Regions from separate parts of the Homo sapiens genome. Here region 1 is linked to region 2. A link is a contact called in ENCODE Hi-C or POLR2A ChIA-PET data. All regions are on one chromosome and are shown on one strand. The core of a region is the stretch at or near the end of the contact, and the rest is flanking DNA. Distances in the headings are between cores, read along the strand shown.

Evidence for each region. Hi-C counts contacts between places; a loop is a spot of excess contacts on that map. ChIA-PET counts read pairs that join two places held with the same protein, here RNA polymerase II (POLR2A). Pooled maps may share reads with other maps.
Region 1: a loop to region 2 is called in a map of PC-9, with 7 times the contacts of the local background. The contact joins the promoter of MYH16 here to the enhancer-like site in region 2. A Hi-C loop is called at or near these places in 7 of 168 maps with a recorded cell type or tissue (CD8-positive, alpha-beta T cell, Calu3, PC-9 and 4 more) and 3 of 50 pooled maps. POLR2A ChIA-PET finds 5 or more read pairs at or near these places in 6 of 52 experiments (HCT116, MCF 10A, PC-9 and 3 more).

What each region holds. Positions count from the first base shown.
Region 1 is chr7:99,269,707-99,275,511 of GRCh38, forward strand. MYH16 (myosin heavy chain 16) reads left to right here and starts at 3,133. Exons shown (of 24, transcript NM_001431356.1): 1 at 3,133-3,371; 2 at 3,636-3,717. The coding sequence starts at 3,637.
Region 2 is chr7:99,160,632-99,165,943 of GRCh38, forward strand. It overlaps a transcript of KPNA7 not described here. Among named protein-coding and RNA genes, the nearest start is that of SMURF1, 19 kb to the left of the region's middle. Within about 2 kb of position 1,865, at least 10 of the 41 ENCODE cell types and tissues checked have a DNase peak (open chromatin) inside an H3K27ac peak, as active enhancers do; they include HCT116, PC-9 and mammary epithelial cell, where a contact is called at or near this core.

The DNA.
Region 1 (5,805 bases), core at 1,883-4,382, 110 kb after region 2:
GCCATGTTTCTAAGCTTCATCCTCATTGGTACGTGACATTGTCACTGCCACACTGTACTGCAGTGCTGCTGTGAACATCCTTGCTCATGGTCCTGTGCAGGAATTTCTCTAGAACAAAGTTCTCAACCTTGGCTATACATTAGACTCATCTGGGGACACTTTTTTTTTTTTTTTTTTTTTTTTTTGAGACGGAGTCTCACTCTGTTACCCAGGCTGGAGTGCAGTGGCACTGTCTTGGCTCACTGCAACCTCCGCCTCCCGGGTTTAAGCGATTCTCCTGCCTCAGCCTCCCGAGTAACTGGGATTACAGGCACCTGCCAGCATGCCTGGCTAATTTTTTGTATTTTTAATAAAGACGGGGTTTCACCACGTTGGCCAGGCTGGTCTTGAACTCCTGATCTGCCCGTCTCAGCCTCCCAAGGCACTGGGATTACAGGTGTGAGCCATCGTGCCTGGCCTGGGGGGATTTTTAAAACATCAACAGGCAGGGCATGGTGGCTCATGCCTATAATTCCTGCATTTTGGGAGGCTGAGATAGGAAGATCACTTGAGTCCAGTAGTTCAAGGCCAGCCTTGGTTATGGGCAACATAACCAGACCTCATCTCAGAAAAAAAAATTTTTTTTTTTTTTTTTTGAGACTGTCTTGCTCTGTTGCCCAGGCTGGAGTGCAGTGGCGTGATCTCGGCTCACTACAAGCTCCGCCTCCCGGGTTCACGCCATTCTCCTGCCTCAGCCTCCTGAGTAGCTAGGACTACAGGCGCCCGCCACCACGCCCGGCTTTTTGTATTTTTAGTAGATATGGGGTTTCACCATGTTAGCCAGGATGGTCTCGATCTCCTGACCTCATGATCCACCCACCTCGGCCTCCCAAAGTGCTGGGATTACAGGCATGAGCCACTGCGCCCAGCCGAAAAAAATTTTTTTAATTAGCTGGACATGGTGGCACATGCCTGTAATCCCAAGCACTTTGGGAGGCTCAGCCTGGATAACATAGTGAGACCCTATCTCTACAATAATAATAATAAATTTAGCCAGGCATGGTGGCATGTGCCTGTAGTCTCAGCTACTTGGGAGACTGAGATGGGAGGATTGCTTAAGCTCGGGAGGTTGAGGCTGCAGTGATCCGTAATCGCGCCACTGCACTCCAGCAAAACAAACAAACAAAAACCCTTCTTTGATTTAAAACTCCCCCAAGTGGCTGCCATCGGTGACAGCCGGGCTTTTTCAAAGGCGTGCGGTCTTTCCCCAGGTGTTCTTCCGTGCGGGCATCCTGGCCAGGCTTGAGGACATGAGGGACGAGCGTCTGGCCAAGATCATGACGATGCTGCAGTGTCGGCTTCGGGGCTTCCTCATGAGGGTGGAGTTCAAGAAGATGCTGGAACGAAGGTAGCACTCACAAACACCGACAGGAAGGCCCAGAGGAGCCACACGCACTCAGGGCCAGCTCCACTGGCCATGCTGCGTGGTGGGCCAGGGGTGGATGCCAATGTCTTGCTGGCACAAAGAACCCTGTGTGGCTGGCCAGGTGCGGTGGCTCATGCCTGTAATCCCAGCACTTTGGGAGGCTGAGGCGGGCGGATTGCCTGAGGTCGGGAGTTCAAGACCAGCCTGGCCAACATGGTGAAACCCCATCTCTACAAAAAATACAAAAATTAGCTGGGCGTGGTGGTGGGCACCTATAATCCCAGCTACTGGGGAGGTTGAGGCAGGAGAATCGCTTGAATCCGGGAGGCGGAGGTTGCAGTGAGCTGAGATCGTGCCATTGCACTCCAGCCTGGGCGACAGAAGCAAAACTCCGTCTCAAAAAAATAAAAAGAACCCTGTCTCTCAGAGCTGCCGCAACCAAGTTCACACACTGGGTGGCTTCAAACAACAGGAATTTTTAAAAATTTTTTTACTGATACCTAATAGCTATGCATATTTTAGGTTTTATGTGATAACTTGATACATTCATATAATAAAATCAGGATAACTGGGATATCCATCGCCTTAAATTTTATTTTTGAGTGGGGGATGGGGTCTTGCTCTGTAGCCCAGGCTGGAGTACAGTGGTGCGATCATAGCTCACTGCAGCCTCAACCTCTTGGGCTTGAGTGATACTCCCACCTCAGCCTCCTGAGTAGCTAGGACTACAGGTGCACTGTACCACACCTGGCTAATTTTTTTTTTGGTAGAGACAAGGTCTCCCTATGTTGCCTAGGCTCATTTCAAACTCCTGGGCTCAAGCAATCCACCTGCCTCAACTTCTCAAAGTGTTAGGATTACAGGCGTGAGCCACTGCGCCCAGCCCATCTTCCCTCTTTTTATATGGACACCAGTCATTGAATTAGGGTCCACCTTACTCCAGTATGACCACCTCATCTTAACTAGTTACATTTGCTGAGACCCTATTCCCAAACAAGGTTCCCTTCCTAGGTATTGGGTGTTAGGACTTCAACGTATCCTTTCGGAGGACACAGCTTAACCCCTAACAGGAAACAACTAATATAAACCCTCTCTTTATAGTTTCAAGTCATGTCACAGCCTTCCTCTTACTTGATTCACATAATGATGCTATGAGAGGGGCATGGTAGGGCCAGCACCCCCACTTTACAGATGTGGAAACTGAGGTCTGAGAGGTTAAGGAACTGGGGCAGGTTCATGCAGAGCCAGGATTAGAACTCAGCAATTCTCACTCCACATCCCTGCCCTTGGAACCATGTTTTTCAGCCATCTCCCTAACCTGGTAATTTTTAAAGGGCTGGGTCTGGCCAGGTGTGGTAGCCCATACCTGTAATCCCAGCACTTTGAGAAGCCAAGGTGGGAGATCACTTGAGCTCAGGAGTTTGAGACCAGCCTGGGCAACAGGAGATAGGGAGACCCCATCTCTACAAAAAAAAACAGAAACAAAAAATTCGCAGGTGGTGGTGCATGCCTGTAGTCCCAGCTACTTTGGAGGCTGAGGCAGGAGGATTGCTTGAGCCAGGGAGTACAAAGTTCCAGTGAGCCATAATTGCACCATTGCACTCTAGCCTGGGCAACAGAGTGAGACCCTGTCTCAAAAAAAAAAAAGGTAGGTCCATCCCAGATGACCTGTGATTCACTCTATTTCTTTGTGGTCATAGAATTAGTAATGAATTCCTGTTCCCATCAGCAGGCCACCTGCAGCCCTGGACTGAAGGCAGGGATACCAGTTAGGGGCTGATGTGAGGGATCTTGGCCTGATTCAGCCCAGGGCCTTGGTGCACAGGAGGTCCTCAATAAATGGCAGTTGAGTGAAGCTGCAGGGAACAAGAAACGGGCAGATTCCAGCAACTTTGCAGATCCATGGGATTTGGAGACTAATGGGTGATTTCTGGTGGAGGAGGGAAAATGCAGGAGTCAATGACTGGTATGTCTCAGCCTTGTGCCATCTGGGAGGGACCTGGTTCCATCAGGTTTCACCTCAGCTCCCTTATCGTGCTGCTAAGCTCTGACCCCAACGTGAGTCTCCCTGCCGCAGACCACATGGGCAATGCTGGGTCTCGAGAAGGCACTTTGGTGTCTGAACAAGGTAGATCTGCTGGCTTCTATTCCCAGGCCCCACCCCTTCCCCAGGGAAGCCAGGTCCTAACACCTTCATTGTAACCCACTCAACCCTGGATTCTTTTCGCAGAATGGGCCTGAAAGTCATTCAGCAGAACGTGCACAAGTTCCTGCAGCTCCGTTTCTGGGGCTGGTGGAAGCTGTACAACAAGGTGAGGGCCGAGGGGCCAGGCCAGGGGGGACTGCTGCTGCCTATGGGCTGGGGGAGGGCTTGATCCTGGACAGAGATGCCCCTCGGGAGTGAGAGGCTGCAAGAACAGTTTGAAAATGAGGGCACCTTAGAGACAAAAATCTAGCCTCTGTCCAGACAGGGACTAATTCCTCCCTAAGAAAAATCATGGGGCGGGCACAGTGGCTCACACCTGTAATCCCAGCCCTTTGGGAGGCTGAGGCAGGAGGATTGCTTGAGGCCAGGAGTTTGAGACCAGCCTGGGCAACACAGTGAGACCCCATTTCAAAAGAAAAGAAAGGAAGAGAGAGAGGAAAGTAAGAAAGAGAGGAAAGGAAGGGAGAGAGGAAAGGAAGGGAGAGAGGAAAGGAAGACAGAGAGGAAAGGAAGGGAGAGAGGAAAGGAAGACAGAGAGGAAAGGAAGGGAGAGAGGAAAGGAAGGGAGAGATGAAAGGGAGAGAGGAAAGGAAGGGAGAGAGGAAAGGAAAGGAGAGCAAGTGTCTTTCTGCCTTCCATCTCATCCCTCAAAATAAAATCCACTTAAGATGGAGAGCGCCATACCACCCCCACCAAAAAAAGTGAGCTTGATTATTGACTCCTTGCCCCTGGGCATGTTGAGGCATCTTCAACTCCAGTGAGTTCTTGGCTTAGAGCTGGGGGAACCTCAGGAAATGATAAGGTCCGACCTCTCATTTCCTGTTCTTCCGAAACAGCAATGAGTATGGTATGTGAGTCAGCCAGGTGGTGGGACCCACAGAGGTCCCAAGCAGCCAGGCCACCCTCAACCAAGGCAGGAGGCCACCAGCCATGGCACTGCACATGGGTCCAATCATGCCTGTGCTGGGGCCACCATTAAGAGGGACATGTCTCTGGGCACCAGAAGAGGGAGTCAGGCACCAGGCAGCTATGTTCAGGAGAAAGGAGGACCCGCAGAGGGTGGGGACAGGCTCTGAGTCATCTCGGGTGGCCCTGAGTCCTCCATAGCTCACAAGGAAGTTTCTTTACACTCCCCCATGGGAAAGAACTAGCTAACAATCAGCACCCACCACAGATGGAAAGGGAGGAATAGTAAGTTCTGCTTCCCCAAATGTATCCACACACAGGCCGGCCCTGGAGGACCTGGGATTGGAGAGGAATCTAGGTGAGCATGTCTCAAAGGCCAGGCGTTGCCGGTGCCGCCTGGCTTTCCCCGCCTGTTCCATGACTCACCTTTCTTTACATTAATTCACTTTTTTTTTTTTTTTTTTTTTTGAGACGGAGTCTCACTCTGTCACCCAGGCTGGAGTGCAGGGGCACAATCTCAGCTCACTGCAACCTCCGCCTCCCGGGTTCAAGTTATTCTCCTGCCTCAGCCTCCTGAGTATCTGGGATTACATGCATCTGCCACCCTACCTGGCTAATTTTTGTATTTTTAGTAGAGACAGGGTTTTACCATGCTGGCCAGGCTGGTCTCAAACTCCTGACCTCAGGTGATCCACCCGCCTTGGCCTCCCAAAGTGCTGCTGGGATTATAGATGTGAGTCATTGCACCTGGCCTCGCTTTTTTATTTTGGAAAAAAAAAATTTTTTTTTGACACAGGGTCTCACTCTGTTGCCCAGGCTAGAGTGCAGTGATGCAATCATAGCTCACTGCAGCCTCTAACTCCGGGCTCAAGCGATCCTTCCACCTCAGCCTCCCGAATAGCTCAGACTATAGGTGTGTGCCACCATGCCCAGCTAATTTTTAATTTTTGTTTTTGAAGAGACAGGGTCTTGCTATGTTGCCCAGGCTGGTCTCAAACTCCTGGCCTCAAGCAATCCTCCCACCTCAGCCTCCCAAATGGCTGAGATTACAGGTACACAGCGCCCGCCCAGCTCATTTTTAAATTTTTTGTAGAGACAGCGTCTTGCTACATTACCCCAGCCAGTCTCAAACTCCTGATCTCAAGTGATCCTCCCCAGCCTCCAGGAATTACAGGCGTGAGCCACTGTGCCCAGCCACAACTTTTACTTTAAAAGGAAACTTTGTAGTCTTACCTGCTTTAATCTCATCCTAAGCAAATGTTACCCACAAAATTGTGGATTTGAGTTT
Region 2 (5,312 bases), core at 615-3,114:
TTCTAACACTTACATTTGATTCTCTTCTATTTCTTTGCTGAGACTTCAGTGGCCCTAGGTTATCATTTAAATGATGTCTTTTCAAATGAGAACAAATGATCCACTCCAGGGTGGAGTGGATGAGTAGGGAAGCCAGCCTCCAAGATGGTTCCCAATGACCTCTGTCTTCTGGTCTTCACACCTCTGCATAGCTCCTCCCACATCCTACAAGGTTATCGTATAGCAGAGTGATTGTATGCCACCTTTTTTTTTTGAGACAGAGTCTTTCTCTGTCACCCAGACTGGAGTGCAGTCACATGATGTCAGCTCACTGCAACCTCCCAGGTTCAAGCTATCCTCCTGCCTCAGCCTCCCGAGTAGCTGGGACTACAGGCATGTGCCACCACACCTGGCTTATTTTCGTATATTTTAGTAAAGACAGGGTTTCACCATGTTTACCAGGTTGGTCTCGAGCTCCTAACCTCAAGTGACGTGCTCACCTCAGCCTCTCAAAGTTCTGGGATTACAGGCGTGAGCCACCATGCCTTCTAAGATTAGGTTATAAAGGACCATGGCTTCTGTCTTGGGGATTCTGTCTCCCATGTACACAAACTCTCTCTCTCTCTCTCTCTCTCTCTCTCTCTCTCTCTCTCTCTCTCTGATCACTTGCTCTGGGAGAAGCAAACTTCCCTGTTATTGGAGATTCAGGAAGCCCAAGGGAAAGCCTGTGTAGCGTAGAACTGAAATATCCAGCCATCAGCCACTGAAGAACTGAAACCCTCTAACTACCACATACTACCATTGTAAGTAGGTCCTCTCCCAGTTGAGTCTTCAAATGAGACCACAATTCTGGCTGACAGCTTAAGTCCAACCTCATAAAAGACCTTGAGAGCCAGAACCATCTAAATTGTCCCCCAGATTCTTGCCTTACAGAAACTCTGTATAATAATTTTTTTAAGCTGTTAAGTTTCTGGGAAATTTGTTATATAGCAAGTAACTAATTCATGAGGCTTTGAATTAGTTATTAGTGATTCCCTGTCTGCCACTTACTGAAAGATGAAGGGCAAGTTGGCTAACCTTATGAGCTCCAGTTTACTTGGAAATTGAGGATAACCATTTTTGCATCGCCTTGTTTGACACTTGAACCCCTTCTTTTACAGATGAAAAAAACTGAAGCCCAAAGGAATTGACAGAAAAGAATCCACAAATGAGGCACTTAACAGTGAAATTACATGACATGTCCAGGCTTAGGCTATTTAGAAAAAGAGTAGAACTGACCCCAGGGCTCATGGCTCCAAGTTATTCTTTTATGCCTTAAAGCAAACTGTGCTGCCTTATAATGCATGCCATTATCATTAACACAGTCCATGTTTCAGGAAAAAACAGCAGATAAGTTACGCAGTGTGCATGGCTAACCAAGATTGCAATTTTTTTTTTTTTTTTTTTTTTTTTGAGATTGAGTTTTGCTCTTGTTGCCCAGGCTGGAGTGCAGTGGTGCAATCTCAGCTCACTACAACCTCCACCTCCTGGGTTCAAGTGATTCTCCAACCTTGCCTCCCGAGTAACTGGGATTACAGGCATGTGCCACCATACCCAGCTAATTTTGTATTTTTAGCAGAGACAGGGTCTCACTATGTTGGCCAGGCTGGTCTTGAACTCCTGACCTCAGGTGATCTACCTGCCTTGGCCTCCCAAAGTGCTGGGATTACAGGCATGAGCCACCATGCCCAGCTGAGAATTGCATTCTTTGAGGTACATTACAATTTCTGGGCAAATGCAAAAGGTCAAAGTTGTTCCAGTTCAGTGTTCACACCGTAAACCAACCTATAGCCATTCACACCTTCCTTCCTCTTTGTTGCCTCACCAGTCGTCCCAACTCCCCGAGTCTAAGCAGGTGGGCACCCAGCCAGAAGGTGACTAACACCATCTCTTTGCACCCAGACCATATACCAAAGGCAAATTGCTCCTTTTTTTAAACCTTGCTAGGCAAGTCAGTATTAGTATCTTCAAACTACAAAGGCTGCTTTGTCATGCAAAGAGAAGGAAAAAAAGAGGTTGACAGTATTTTGAGCCAACAAGGTTAGATCACTCGGACAACAGTGACTAAGCTCAACAGGGCTTCCAGCTCTTTTAATTAAAAAAATTTTTTCTCAAAGACCTATCTTTGTAAACCATCTCACCTTTCCACCTCCCTTCAACTACAATCTACGAATAGGGGGAAAAATGCTTTAAGATGTTGAAAAAGAATCTGTATTCCAATCAGATTCTTTGAAAAAAAGTATATGTAAGGCTGGACACGGTAGCTCACGCCTGTAATCCCAACACTTTGGGAGGCTGACACAGGCAGATCAACTGAGGTCGGGAGTTCAAGACCAGCCTGATCAACATGGAGAAACCCTAGCTCTACTAAAAATACAAAAATTAGCTGGATGTGGTGGCACACTCCTATAATCCCAGCTACTCGGGAAGCTGAGGCAGGAGGATCACTTGAACCTGGGAGGCGGAGGTTGCAGTGAGCCGAGACTGCGTGACTGCACTCCAGCCTGGGCAGCAAGAGCAAAACTCTGCCTCAGAAAAAAAAAAGTGTATGTAAATTCAACCTAGAAAAGAAATGCAAACAAAAATTATTGTATTGAAGTCATAGGACCATTTTTTCAATATGTTTTTTCAATTACAAATATATTAAATTTGTAATATATTTATATATAATATACATATTTTATATATGCACTATAAATATGAGTGTGTGTATATATATATATATATATATATATTTTTTTTTTTTTTTTTTTTTTTGAGACAGGGTCTCACTTTGTTGCCCAGGCTGGAGTGCAGTGGTGCAATTGTAGCTCACTGTAACCTTGAACTCCTGGGTTCAAGTGGCCCTTCTACCTCAGCCTCCTGAGTAGCTGGGGCTACAGATCCTCACTACCATGCCCAGCTAATTTTTTATTTTTATAGAGATGGAGTCATGCTGTGTTGCCCAGGCTGGTCTTGAACTCATGGCCTCAAGTGATTCTCCCACCTCAGCCTCCCAAAGTGCTGGGATTATAGGTATAAGCCACCACGCCTGGCCTAGTGTGTATTTTATATATAACAAATATTACCTATTTAACATTATTTAATGTAAAAATTCAAATGTTATATACTGTCTCTATTTTGACAGAATGGGACTTAATCTTTTGGATTTAAATAATGTCTCGAGTTACGGTATCATTTTCTACTCCTCATGGGCATCACTTAAGATCCCTCAGTCTCAAGCAACAGGAACCTACTCTGGCTACTTAAAAAGAATTTCTCGAAAATGCAAATCAAAACCACAATGAGATACCATCTCACACCAGTTAGAATGGTGATCATTAAAAAGTCAGGAAACAATAGGTGCTAGAGAGGATGTGGAGAAATAGGAACACTTTTACACTGTTGGTGGTACTGTAAACTAGTTCAACCATTGTGGAAGTCAGTGTGGTGATTCCTCAGGGATCTAGAACTGGAAATACCATTTGACCCAGCCATCCCATTACTGGGTATATACCCAAAGGATTATAAATCATGCTGCTATAAAGACACATGCACATGTATGTTTATTGCGGCACTATTCACAATAGCAAAGACTTGGAACCAACCCAAATGTCCAACAATGATAGACTGGATTAAGAAAATGTGGCACATATACACCATGGAATACTATGCAGCCATAAAAAATGAAGAGTTCATGTCCTTTGTAGGGACATGGATGAAACTAGAAACCATCATTCTCAGCAAACTATGGCAAGGACAAAAAACCAAACACCTCATGTTCTCACTCATAGGTGGGAATTGAACAATGAGAACACATGGACACAGGAAGGGGAACATCACACTCCGGGGACTGTTGTGGGGTAGGGGTAGGGGGAGGGATAGCATTAGGAGGTATACCTAATGTAAATGACGAGTTAATGGGTGCAGCACACCATGGCACATGTATACATATGTAACTAACCTGCACATTGTGCACATGTACCCTAAAACTTAAAGAATTTAAAAAAAAAAAAAATTTCTCGAAAGAGTATGGGAGAGCACCTAAGACCAAAAAGGAGGCCTGGAGAGGCAGGATGCAGGTAGCCACTGGAAACATCCACAGCAGGGCTTGCCACTGGAGTCATCAAAGACACATGAGCTATTTCTTCTGTCCCCAGCCCCTGGGTTTAAGATTCAAAGTCTCAGACCGGGTGTGGTGGCTCACGCCTGTAATCCCAGCACTTTGGGAGGCCGAGGCAGGAGGATCACCTGAGGTCAGAAGTTTTGAGACCAGCCTGGTCAACATGGCAAAACCCCGTCTGCTAAAAATACAAAAAGTAGCCGGGTATGGCAGTACCCGCCTGTAGTCCCAGCTACTAGGGAGGCCGAGCATGGTGGCATGTGCCTGTAATCCCAGCTACTCAGGAGGCTGAGGCAGGAGGATCACTTGAGCCTAGGAGGCAGAGGTTGCAGTGAGCCGAGATCATGCCACTGCACTCCAGCCTGGGCGACAGAACACGACTTTGTCTCAAAAAATAAAAATAAAATAAAATCTGCAGCTCTGATCATTGGGATCACTTGTTGGAATGGCCGGGTTCCTGTGCAGTCACCTAGCAGATGTCTACCAATGACAGGCCCTACTCACAGCCACTGCACTCCAGCTTGGGCGACAGAGCGAGGCCTTGCCTTTTTAAAAAAAAAAAAAAAGGCTCAGAGAAAGAGTATGCTTGGCCAAAGATCTGCCACCTAGGGCATCCTGAGCTGAGGAGGAAAGAGGGTACAGAGTCTCCCAGTTGCCCCCATCTCCATATGGGATGGCACAGCCCCTCGAGGAGCACCCCACCCTCAGCATAGCTCTCAGCAGTGGACAGATAATCACTGCAGAAGGAGATGAAGATACTGATTGCAGGCCCCAATGTCCACTAAATCATAGACTTGCTGTCATCACTAAATGAGAAGTTGGTGCAGGTGAACTGTCTTCCAGCAGTATTTTAGACTAACACCCAAACACCGTTTCTCTTCATTTATCAAAGGCCACCAAAGACCTGCTTTGGGCATGATGTTTTGGTGTGACACTTCTGAGCCAAAATTTAGCTTAATCTCTACACTCAACTTGTACAGATCAAGCCCAATCCCTTTGAGACAGAGTCTTGCTATGTTGTCCAGGCTGGACTTGAACTCCTGGGCTCAAGGGATCCTCCAGCTTCAGCTTCTCAGGTAACTGGGTGATAGGGTTTCGATTTGTGTCTCTGACCAAATCTCATGTCAAATAGTAATCCCCAACGTTGGGGGTGGGGCCTGGTAGGAGGTGATTGGATCATGGAGGCAGATTT